2 separate regions of the Homo sapiens genome follow, and region 1 is linked to region 2. A link is a contact called in ENCODE Hi-C data. All regions are on one chromosome and are shown on one strand. Each heading gives the region's core, a stretch centred on a gene start or an enhancer-like site at or near the end of the contact. The rest is flanking DNA. Distances are from core to core; before and after follow the strand shown.

The links. A loop is a pair of places that touch in the nucleus more often than their neighbours do. Pooled maps may share reads with other maps.
Region 1: a map of mammary epithelial cell shows a loop between it and region 2 (4-fold over the local background). The contact joins two enhancer-like sites. A Hi-C loop is called at or near these places in 4 of 168 maps with a recorded cell type or tissue (IMR-90, PC-3, PC-9 and 1 more) and 11 of 50 pooled maps.

Annotation. Positions count from the first base shown.
Region 1 is chr3:151,430,242-151,436,388 of GRCh38, reverse strand. MED12L (mediator complex subunit 12L) reads right to left here. Exons shown (of 45, transcript NM_001393769.1): 44 at 6,009-6,090; 45 at 1-3,637. The coding sequence ends at 3,585. It overlaps IGSF10 (immunoglobulin superfamily member 10), which reads left to right. Exons shown (of 8, transcript NM_178822.5): 8 at 1-186. Among named protein-coding and RNA genes, the nearest start is that of IGSF10, 28 kb to the left of the region's middle. Within about 2 kb of position 2,033, at least 2 of the 41 ENCODE cell types and tissues checked have a DNase peak (open chromatin) inside an H3K27ac peak, as active enhancers do.
Region 2 is chr3:151,165,300-151,171,744 of GRCh38, reverse strand. MED12L (mediator complex subunit 12L) reads right to left here. Exons shown (of 45, transcript NM_001393769.1): 10 at 6,226-6,325; 11 at 5,763-5,899. Among named protein-coding and RNA genes, the nearest start is that of GPR171, 35 kb to the left of the region's middle. Within about 2 kb of position 1,949, at least 14 of the 41 ENCODE cell types and tissues checked have a DNase peak (open chromatin) inside an H3K27ac peak, as active enhancers do.

The DNA of each region.
Region 1 (6,147 bases), core at 784-3,283, 260 kb before region 2:
TCAGTAAAAAAATGAACTTCTAATACCAGTTGCCTAGTGTCCACCTCCTATCAATGTTACAAGCATGGCACTCAGAACAGAGACAATGGAAAATATTAAATCTGCAATCTTTATGATGTAAATTTACCATCCTGATGTATAAATATTTTGTGGTTTATAAATTTTTTTGCTAAAACCTACAGAAAATAAGCACTGAACTGTCTTATGATTCACCATTTGTTCACACTGAAAATTTTCATTGATGGGGAATACAAAAATGTTTTAATAACTGCATTTAAAAATAAATGCAGGCTCACTTTTCCACATGTAAAAAGCAATGTAATACCTGCACATCATAAAATGTGAAAAGGGGGTTATTTTTGTCCAAATACACCCATTAAAAAGGTTTTAAAAATACAATGAAACTTCTTTATAACTTTAAAATCTAGCTCAGGCACCCCTGGTTTGGAGCTGTTTATAAGGAAATTTTTCTGAGCAGGAATCGTTGCTCTATAAGCATTTCATTTCATTAATTCTTTATGGGATGGGAAAATGCTTGGGAGGGTCTAGGTCTATTATATATAATGAAGTTTCACTGTATTTAAAATCTGATCAATCCTACACAAAATGTGTTTTTGTAATTCACTGAATTTATATTACATGCTTAATTCAACCTGAATTAATTTGGGGAATATTAAATGATTGATCTTATCTAAATCTAGGGGTGGGGTTTTCCAGTGTAATTTCTCCAGCATCTATTCAAACATTCACCTAGTACTTACTTAAGAATTATAGGAGCTTTATAAATGGGAAAAAAATGCCATAGGTCTTAGATATCTCAGTGCACAAAACCGAGAATTACTAATAAGTTAGCCCCTGCCAATCATTTGAGACATGTGGAATAGCGCCCTTGGGTTTTCATCACACTGACTTTCAGTTAGCCCCATCTCAGCCTAAAATGTGACCTGGTTGCAACTTATGTCTGATGTTAGTACCCTGTGGCTGGAAGTGGTCAAAGCTACGCATTGATCTCCTCTACTTCCAGGCCAAGAAGGGTAAATGCAATGACTGACAAATGCAACCCTATTAAGAAAAAGCCTACAGTGTAAACAAGAGAGTCTATGGGCTTCTTATATCCAAGAACTGTGATTGATTGATAGGTATAGCTGACTCCATTTGATTTCAAGGTCTTGTCTTTAAGGGGAGCTGGGGTCTCGCTCCATCTTATTCTAAGGTAATTTCCTCTGGTAAGGTAAAGTACCAGGTTCTGCCACAGGGCTTTACCTTGTGACCATCTTAATGCAAAAGAATGCATTTGCAAGAAAAGAAAAAAAAAAAAAAAAAAAAGAAACCTCTCAAGATACAGAATTAACAGGGAGAAAATCTGAAGACTAAAGTAATTCTAGTTATTTTCTTTATAATGCGCAGGGGTAAAACAGCATTCCTCAACTTTCAATAGAATCGTGGAATTAATTAGAGTCGTAGCATAACTTCCTCACCTAAAAAAAGAAAAAAGATATGCCCCACAGCTTTCATGTGCAAAATGATTAATAATTTAACTCACCTCTGCAAAGTATAAAGTGCATACAAATGCTATGCAATTATAACACTCATTCTTAAAACAGTATTACTGTTGTTTGCAATGCTGAGCTACAAAATATATGGTTCAAACTGAACTGGCAAAGAAATTTGGAAAGAAATAATGATGGAACATGACTCACTCACTAGGCACAACATTCACATTTCGGTTGATTTGCCAATGCAGTCATTATATAGATATATTACTTTGAAGAAAACAACTTCATTAGCTTATCTAAGTATGTTTCTTGAGAGGAAAAAATCTGATATACAAAACCAGCAAAAATGTGTACAGATAGATGATACATCTTCTGAAAGCAGATAGACTATTAATTTAGTGAAAAGAATAGTTTTTAATGTTTTGGCAAAGTCTTTTCCAGCCCAGAGTAAACACAAAATGGGCAGGCTGGAGTGAAATATTTTCACAGTGTACAAAGCAGTTCACATGGATGTTGCCACAGCAAAGTAAGCTGACATGTATTTGAGGTCATTTGCATGAGTCAAACTTTGCAATGAGTAACTCACCCAGGAAGATATAAATTATTTATAGATAATGATTTGCAAAAGAAAATGTCTACTAAAGTTGTACTAGCTACATTTTAAAAAAAGTAGATTTACATGGTCTGCTCATTATAGACAAGTCTATTCACAGTATGCTTGACTATATTATATGTAAAATCATATGGCAAAAGAAAATGAAATAACAGAGAACATGGGAAAATATCCCCCACATATGTTTTAAAATGCCCTGCAATTTTCACATTCAAAATTTTATGCATCTAAATCTAAAAAAATATTATATAGAATACTCTTAAGTTACACAAACTGATAATTTACTGGTTTCTTTTTTACTCTAATAGGAGCAAATTACCACATACTTGAACAAAGTTAAAATAGTTACTATTTCTTTATAATAAATTTGATGTATAATTTACTTGTGCTTTTTGCACCAATTTATAAATACAGTATATGCAATACACAACCAAGACTGACACTGACAGTAATAATTAAATTCAAAAGAGCAAATACTTACCATACAAAATAAACAGCAAATACACCTTTTATGAAAACCAGAGCCTTCTGGACTTTGGGGCCAGATTCTCTGGAAACCATGTCAAGTGTGAGCACTGGAATCTCAAGCCAGCTACTGGATTTTTTTTTCCCCTTAAGGTGGCATAAGGTTCAGGAGAACCAAAACTGGCAATAAATAGTTGGACGATTCCACTGCAGTTCTTTCAGGCCTTTAGGATTTACATGTTGTACCTTCACAATGACTCTCATCAATGATCTTGCCTCAAAACAAATTTGAGTACAGCTACTTCTAACAGGTTTCCGCACATCTTAGGGCGGCTCTCAAAGAAACCTTGGTTTAGGTTCTTGGTTTAAGAAGTTTAAGTACGAAGCAACAATCTGTTTCAGCACCTTTTGACCACAACAAAAGCAAAGAAGAGTCCTACATAAATAAGAACAAAGTTTATAAAGTGCTTATGAGATTACAAACATTTCAAATTAGAGCGATGCAAATAAATGTCCGTTTCACCATCACAGGTGAATGCAGAATAAACAGGCCATGTTTCTGTCAAGATCTGACATGCCTTTCAAATCAGTAGTTTGGTCCAGCACAGTTTGGAAAATAAAATTAAAAAAAAAAAAACAACGTCATCATTAATGAATGAAATACATAAATACCTTAGATCCATCATAATCCATTCTTTCTAGAAATGTGAGATTCAAAAAAAGCACCAATTTCAAAAGGTCTGCTAGCACACTCTTCCGGGAGTAGGCCTGCCTGCATGATTCACATTTGTAAACCTACTTTAAAGGTGAATTCAACAAAATCAAACCACAACTTCTCCTTGGCTTTTTGTTTAAACACCTTTTTTTTTTTTTGTGAGATGTAGCATAAAATATAGTAAAATGTCAAAGAAATGAAAAAAAGGGACATTTTTAAGATGACTAATGCATTAAATTTGATTTTCTGTTTTTCAGTGCAAACATAAAACGTCATGTCTTCTCCTCTTGCAGATTCAGAAGTGTGAAGGATGCCCATACGGAGTCACTCCTTGCTGTGGCTGGTTGCCTAAGGAGAAAAATAAATTGAACCAAAATTACAGACACAAAACTATTGCACAGATGGATGCTACCCTCTTGTCACTGCTCTCAGTACCAGCTGCAGGTACAGGGAAACAGAATGGCCGGAGAGTACTATCCTTGCCCTGAAAAACCCTTGTGGTGGGATTCAAGTACCACCCTGCAGAGGGGACACCTTTATTCACAGTCCACACTTGCCAATGCAAGGCCGCAGGATTTAGGTTACTGGCCCATCCAGAGTGTCTCCCTCTGAACTAAACTACTTGGTATTAACTTTCAAAAGGAATACAGTAAAAGTTTCATAAAACATTGAAAGTTCTCAAAATGCTTATGAAAGTCAGCAATTCTACTTTAACACATAATTGGTAAGAAAAAATTAGATTGGAACTGGGCAATTTTCTGCAAATAGCCATAAGGTATGTACAACAGAACTGTGCAAGAGTATATGCAGGTGCAAGACTGTCCGTGTGTGATGACTCAAGCGTGTGCCTATGTAGACATGCATGCCTGCACATGCATACAGAAACAAGGAATGGTCAGTAGATACCAAAAAATGACATGGGCTTAGAAACAGCTACTGCTTGTTTAACTCTGGAGTATTCAAATCCGGAGGCCCCATTCACATGGGCCATGCTATCAAAGGAGCCCTCTGGAGTTGTGTGGTGAGCAGCTCAGTTTAGTCACCACCCTTCAACAATGGAGTGTGGCATAACTGCTTATCAGGCAGCTGAGTATATACTGTGGTTAGGAGGTGGGCTCTGGAAGGAATGCTTCTGAGCTCAAGCCTCAGCTCTATTAGCTGAAAAACCTTGGGCAAATTAGTCAATGTTCCCGTTCTTCAGTTGCTTCCTCATCTGTAATGTGGGAACAGTAATAATACATAATCTCACAGGGTGGGTTAAAAATAAAGTAAATCAATACATGGAAAGTCCTAGTGCCTGGGTCCTAGAGAGTCCTCCATAAATGATGGCTTTAACAAAAAGCTGAGCTCTGGTAGACAGGAACTAAGAGTAGATATCTTTCCCCAAACAGATGCCACTTTATAAAAATCATAGTTACCTATTTCTAAACACTAGAAGAAAAAATCTGCCTTAAGATTGTATTTTCTATAAGAATAAGGATTCTGGAATTAGTGAAACATAATGAGATTTTAATTACAAATGTGTTTTAATAGACCAGATCTATTAAACAGTAAACAGTAGCTAGAAATGAAGATTTACTTGATTTAACTGACATTAAATGAGGCCATAAGAGGAAAATATTTTTAAAGAAGAAAAAAAATTTTGGGTATCCACTGGTAGAGACAGACACTAAGGTGTAAGAGGGATATCCCTCTGTCAGAAAATCAACTCACACAGCAGCCAGGCAGAAAATTAAGACTAAAACCAAGCTGCCCCTCAGTAATTACATGACCTGTTTCCTTATGTCTCAGCAGGCTACCAGACCTGCACCACTGCCTTCACCACAAACTAGTCTTCCCTCTGGTACCTCACAAGTACATAATCCAAGACCAAGAAGAAACTGCTAGTCTCACTCATTGCACGGATGGAAAAACTACACAATCCAGATAATGGCAGCCAAGCTGACACCAAAATTTACGTCTTCTGACTTCCAGGCTAATATTCTTTGCATCACAGGGAGCTTGCTCCCATTTCTAAAAGGATTTTCCGTCCTATGACACCCGCCCAGGGGTGATTCAATTCATGGGAGCACACTGCTGGCATTGAGATGAGGTATGATGAAATGGGCTATTGGTAAATTCTCTAGAAAGGCAGCACATTAAACAAAACAAAACAAAACAAAAACACCACACCAGCACTACAGGCAAGATTACTAGGGAGAAAACACTGTCTCGATCATGCTGTGTATGATGTTATAGGTTTTGATTTATGAGTCACTATCAGAAGGGTAGGATGGTGCAGTGGTAAGAACATTCACAGTCTGACAGTTTAGTGCTGGCCTCCCTGTATCTGAAGATCTTCGGGAGGCCAGCTAACTTTATTCATCTGTATAATTAAGGGCATTAGCTGATGCTCCCTGAACTCTCCAGCTTTAAACAAAGGACACCTTTGATTCCATAGGAGTCCCCCCAATGAGAAGAAATATTTCTAGATTCTGGTGGAAGCAAAAAGAAAGTATCTTCACTGAATTTGAGAAAAATTGGGGCTTTCCCAGGAAAGGAAGCATTCAAGCCAAAACCAAACGAAGACAGAATGAAAATACCTTGGGCTAAACCAAATAACATGAACATTGTACTGAGGAAGATGGTACCATCTTGGGAGAGCCGCCACTTTACGTTTCGCTGGCTTATTTTTAATTTTCCGGGAGCTGTCTGTTCCATGACACACAGGGGTACTTACTGGAAAGCTGCTTCTGGAGCTGCCGCACCAAGGCGGCCGTCTGCTGCTGCTGCTGGGTCTGCTGCAAGCCTTGCCTGGGAAACTGTAATGGCGACAGGAGAAAGGACAGAAATCATTCCATGGTGCCAATCACAGACAA
Region 2 (6,445 bases), core at 700-3,199:
CCTGGGACACTCTGTGCCACAGGTGAGGAAAGCACATTTTCTAAACTTAGGGCCTTTGCCATTCAAAACATCACTATGAACTCATCACAACCTTTCAAAGAATTCTGCACGAATAGTCTAAGCATAAAACAAATCCAAACAATAAATATGTAAGTTTCCCCGTCTGGGGTGTGTGGTTTTAGCAGCAGGGAAGGAGGAAACACACATGCTGCTGCAGGAACACTCTGTCCAGTGCAGCCGGTTCCATCTTTTCATTACTCAGGATAAAGCTGGCTTCCTGGGACCCCCAAAGAGAGAAGTGAAAAGGCAGCTCTTCCTGCCACCTTTAGCCTGTCCCTTCTATCCATGTCCTTGAGGCACCCTAAAGATGCAGCTGCCTCCGTGCTCACACTCATCCCAAACAGAGAGATGCCAAGAGGAAGGAAGTGGTCTGAGGCCTCTGAAAAGCAAAGAGAGCAACTCCTCCTCCAGCTGCTCAGAGGTGAGGTCACAAGTGACAGGCTCAGTGAGCATGTGGAAACCAGGGGTCCCACTGTCCACATAACGACTCCTTTGTGTGGATGTCAGGATTTGCCACCTCCATCACCCAGACTAGAAATGGCTCTGAAACACTAAACAAGCAAATAAGTGAGTACATGTTGTAGAAGACATGTACCAGGAATTGAAAAGTGACAAGCATCTGAGTGAATATGGCCAGCAGACACACTGCCTGGCTGCACAGTATTTTAAAATCAGGAAAGTTTACATGCAGATCTTGACATCCAGCTTCTCTTGAAATGTTGGATGATCAGGGAACAGTGGATCCCAAGCAGAATCTAAGAATTTGAGAGGCTTCCCTCTTCAGACAGGGTCTGCCCACTTCCCAGACACCTCAACCCCCACCACCTCCAGGCTGCCTTATACATAGCATCCCCCGACTCATTCCCACTACCTGCCTGGCCACTGTGGGACATGAGCCCTGACCTCAGTATTACCATCTTTATATCTCACACTACTCTGAATGGAAAACTAAGCAGCACAGATCTAGAATAAGGAAACACTCAGGTTTTTGAGATTTTTATTTTCACCTCCCTTGCCATTATACCCAAAAGCCCAGACACAGAAACAGTGGCCAAGGAAATGGGGCGGTAAAGGGCAACAGGGAGGGAGAGTAAAGAATTAGCACATTCCAGGCCAGGTGCAGTGGCTCACGCCTGTAATTCTAGCACTTTGGGAGGCTGAGGTGGGTGGATCACGAGGTCAAGAGTTCAAGAACAGCCTGGCCAACATGGTGAAACCCCATCTCTACTAAAAATAGAAAAATTAGCCGGGCATGGTGGCAGGCGCCTATTAATCCCAGCTACTCGGGAGGCTGAGGCAGAGAATGGCTTGAACTCAGGAGGCAGAGGTTACAGTGAGCCAAGATCACGCCACTGCACTCCAGCCTAGGTGACAGAGCAAGACTCCATCTCAAAAAAAAAAAAAAAAGAAAAAGAAAAAAAGAAATAGTGCATTCCATGTGGAATCAGTGAAGGCACACCACATAGCCTGGCACACCCCAATGTGGGCACAGAATCAGCTCCTACTCCCACTCTCATGACCACAGTCCAACCACAAGGCAGGGCCCAGGCCTCGGATGCCTTCATCCCATGCACTGCAGTTTTCAACAGGCTTTCACCAATACTGAAACTGATTACACACACAAACTTCTCCCATTTAGACAGAAGTTCTCCCCTCCCTACAAGGAAGTAGAGAGGACTGCATTTCCCTGTCGCAGTTCCAGAGAAAAGGGAATTAAGGAATCAAGGAGGGTGAAATTCAGGTTTTCCCAACAGATGTGAAGAAGCAGGCTATGCAACCTGGGGCCTAGGCCTACCTAGACACGACTTCTAGTAACAGCAAACCTCCAACCTATTGCAACTACAGAAGTTGATCATGTTTTATCTATCGTGCTATCTAAATCCTGAATGAATTATGAAAACAAAAAAGGGGAAGTATATTTTAAAGAAGTGAGACCAATTTCTGAATCCTAACCACACGTAACTCCTTATCAGAGAACAGCATCATCACATTAGTTCTTCCAGTATAATACTAATAATTGCTATATTATTATTGTTAACAATTTTTAAAACATATTTGTATAGTGCCTTATAATTCTCAAAGTGTTCATGTTTCCTTAGAGAAAAAAAGGGCAAGTACTCTATGCCTACTTAACCAGGAAGGGCACTATTGCACAAAGCCTTGAGTAACTTACTCAAGATCACCAGCTGATCAGTTAACATGATGCTGCAGCACATGCATGAATTCCAGAAATACGCAAAGTGACTCTGCAGTCAAGAAAACAGGGCTGGGCACGGTGGCTCATGCCTGTAATCCCAGCACTTTAGGAGGCCAAGGCGGGTGGATCACTTGAGGCCAAGAATTAGAGACCAGCCTGGCCAACATGGTGAAACCCAATCTATACTAAAAATATAAAAATATTAACCGGGCGTGACGGCAGGGCACCTGTAATTCCAGCTACTTGGAAGGCTGAGGCAGGAGAATTGCTTGAACCCAGGAAGTGGAGGTTGCAGTGAGCCAAGATCACGCCACTGCACTCCAGCCTGGGAGACAGACAGAGACTCCGTCTCAAAAAAAAAAAAACAAAAAAAAAAAAAAACAAAGAAAAAGAAAACAGTAACCCCTGTTAAGGAGTAAATAGAGAGATAAAACTTGATTACATATACATATATACCTTGATGCATATACCATACATACAGATACCAACGACATATTTTAAAAATTAATTTAGTCCAGGCACACTGGCTCACACCTCCCAGCACTTTGAGAGTCCAAGGCAGATGGATCACTTGAGGCAAGGAGTTTGAGACCAGCCTGACTACAAATAGAAAAATTAGCTGGACACAGTAGTATGTACCTATAATCCCAGCTACTGGGGAGGCTGAGGCATGAAAATTGTTTGAACCTGAGAGGCAGAGGTTGCAGGGAGCCAAGACAGTACCACTGCACTCTAGCCTGGGCAACAGACTGAGACTGTCTTGGAAAAATACTAATAATAATTTAATGTTAAGTATTACAGAAGGATCCATCTATTTTGTTATCCTTTTTGCCAGACTATTAAGAAAAGGTGACCAATCTGAATTATGGGTTGAAAACGTAGTTTTCATCAAGTCTTTCTGAAGTTGAGTCAACATTCAAAATAATTACTGCTAAATGGGGCAACACTGATGGCCCTTCCAGAAATGTGCGTGCCTAGAGCCTCCAGGACTCTCAGTCCTGAGCACATGTCGCCCTCTGGTGGCACGCACCTCTCTGAATCCTGGAGAAGTCACTCAGGTAGGGGAAGCTTCCGGCAGTGATTTCCAAACATTTCCCACACACCCTCTCAGCTCAAAGAGTTTTTTTAGTAAAAACTTTCAACACACACTTATTTATAACTTCTATACCTATACGATCATAATAATTACATTCATTTCCAGAGACAAAAGAAGCTTTTGAAAATTATAATCTGAACAGAAGTTCTAATAACCTTCTTGCACCCTAATGGCTCATTGCAAGCACCCACTCCGGAGATATCTGTGATTTACAAAGAACCTCACAGTGTGATTTCATTCAGAAAGATTGCAACATAATTTCTGCCCTTGAATTTTTTTGAAAAAACACCCCTATTTTTTTCTTGAGAGTGCTGTAACTTAAGTGTCTGCAGGTGAATGGGGCAATAATCCTGAAGTTAGCCAGTGCATACACTCTGAAGGTATATAGTCAGGCTAACCACAAAACTAAGGTGGTTATGATAATCTTGGTAAAACCCTCACCAGGAAACAATGTAGCTTTTACTCAATACTTAGTGCAAGAAGCTAAACAATCCAAGATCCCCCTGAATTTTGGGTATCCCTACTTTCCTTCCAGATAACTCACCTATATGTATTAAAAATCTTAGTATTCATGAAGTCTTTTATCTAAGAAAGTCTTTACTAAAAACACACTTTAAGGTTTCCACCCAAAAAGAGCACGTAGCACTCTAACTTGCCTCAGTAAGCAGAGGATTATATCAGCATGCTCCACTGAAGTAGGGAGGCATTGCTACTGAACTCGCGATGAATTTAAAAAGCACACTCAATCAGTCCCTTGCTCTCAACGTTCTGAATGATCCTAGCTGGCACCATTAGTCTTGAACCATATCTTTGAGAAGCAGGGTGATCAATCAAAAATTATTCCAAAAAGAATAATAATCTGGAATATGTATCAGGCTCACATAAAGGTAAGAGAAGGAAAGGTTTTTGATGGTGGTTGTTGTTGCTGTTTCATCTTTTCTTTCCACATATGCATTCCCAAAAGCCAGTTGAAATATCAAAGATGCTTGCCATCAGCTAACTAAGGTATTGAAGGTGTCTTAAAACTTAACTCTGCAGTCCTAGTGCCTAGCACAGGCTGGATATTATCATCGGCAGTTTTCATTGTGAAAAGAAGACAAACTTTTTATTTCTCCCCAAATAAGGCTGAGGAAAAAAACAACTGAATATCCTAGTTTTGGGGCAATTCATTCATGAAACAATCTATTGCTAGATATGTGTGAGATAAAAATTATCTGTGATTATCAATTTTAGATATTAACTTGGCTAAGCTATTGTATCCAGTTGTTTGGTCAAACACCAGTCTAGTTGTTGCTAAAAAGATTTTTTTAAGATGTGATTAAGATTTAAATCAACAGACTTTGAGTAAAGCAGATTATGTTCTATAATGTGTGTGAGCCTAATCTAGCCCATAGAAAGTCTTAAAAGACTAAGGTCCCGGCCGGGTGCGGTGGCTCAGGCCTGTAATCCCAGCACTTTGGGAGGCTGAGGCAGGCGAATCAGGAGATCAGGATTCAAGATCAGCATGGCCAACATGGTGAAACCCCATCTCTACTAAAAATACAAAAAATTAGCTGAGCATAGTGGTGGGTGCCTGTAATCCCAGCTACTCGGGAGGCTGAGGCAGGAAAATCACTTGAACCCAGGAGGCAGAGGTTGCAGTGAGCCGAGATTGCACCACTGCACTCCAGCCCAGGTGACAGTGTGAGACTCTGTCTTTAAAAAAAAAAAAAAGACTGAGGTCCCCAGAGGAAGAAAGAATTCTGCCTCCAGACTGCCTATGGACTCAAGACCGCCACATCAGTTCTTCCTTGAGTCTCCAGCCTGCCCTGAATATCTCAAATTTGCCAGCCCCATAATCATGTGAGCCAATTCCTTAAAATAAATACCCCTCTCTTTTCTCCCCCCCTTTCTCTCTCTAGGTAGATATAAACATATATGTACGCATACACATATATATACATACACTTAACACACACTTTTTTTCTATTGGTTCTATTTCTCTGTAGAACCCTAACACATTGTCTAAGGATTTTTGAAAGATCATGACCACGGGTATTCATGCACTGCCCTCTGCTGTGCTAAATGTTAACATACATTCCCCCAAGTTAAAGCCAACCCACCATATTAAGTCCAATCACTAAATGAAGGATATTCTTCTAAAACTAAAATTGGAAAGTGATGGTAAAAGGGCCAAGAAAAATCTTGCCCGTCAATATATCAATATTCCTAGGTAGATAAGCCCCACTGACATTTCATTTTAATAATGGTAGGTAATCTTAGTCCAACAATAGAATGATTTCAAGTGTGTATGTCTTCATAAGATACTACACTTCATAGAAAAGGTTTCGCCAGAGTTTCCTGAATGAGAAAGAAGAAAAAAACACTATGAAAATAAAAGGTGAAAAGAATTAAAAAAAAATTAACTACCTCTTGGTTATCTTTGTTTTGGTTTGCCCAGAAAATCTTATGATAAAGTGTCTCCATGGAATTGCTGGAATCAGTTCGGTCAAAACAGTGACGATCCAAAACTTCCAACGTGTGCAAAACCCGACTAATAGTCACCCCTATAGGCAGAAATTAAACAAGTGGTTAATGAGGCCAAAAATAACACAGTTATAACACAGTACAAAATCACCATTCTATGTGAGGCAAAAGAATTTTTTTTTAATTATCATTCTTGGCATATGTTATCAAACAATCATCAACAAAACCAAACTTGACATTCTAGACAGCCAGGATCTAAAAGGCATAAACTGAAGATTGTCCTCAAAATTCACCAAGTGGCTCTGTCAAAAAGCTGCCTTATTCATGTGGAATGGTTTATAAGAAGCAAAAACACAGCATAAAGTCCAACATTCAAAAGCACTCGTTCCTCTGTGGCATTCTGTACCTGCTGTGGATTCTTGGCACTTGTCAAATGACCACCGAACTTCCACTGCACGGCCTCTTTGTTTTATCTGTTGTTCTACTTCATAAATCCTTGCCCGAACCTGAAAGATAATCGCTTCTAATTAACTTGTGCTTGGAATGCCACAGCGCATGTCTAAATCATGTCAGGTTTTTCCACGTGAGTAAAGTATCCTATAGTGAACTACAATCTTGACTGCATT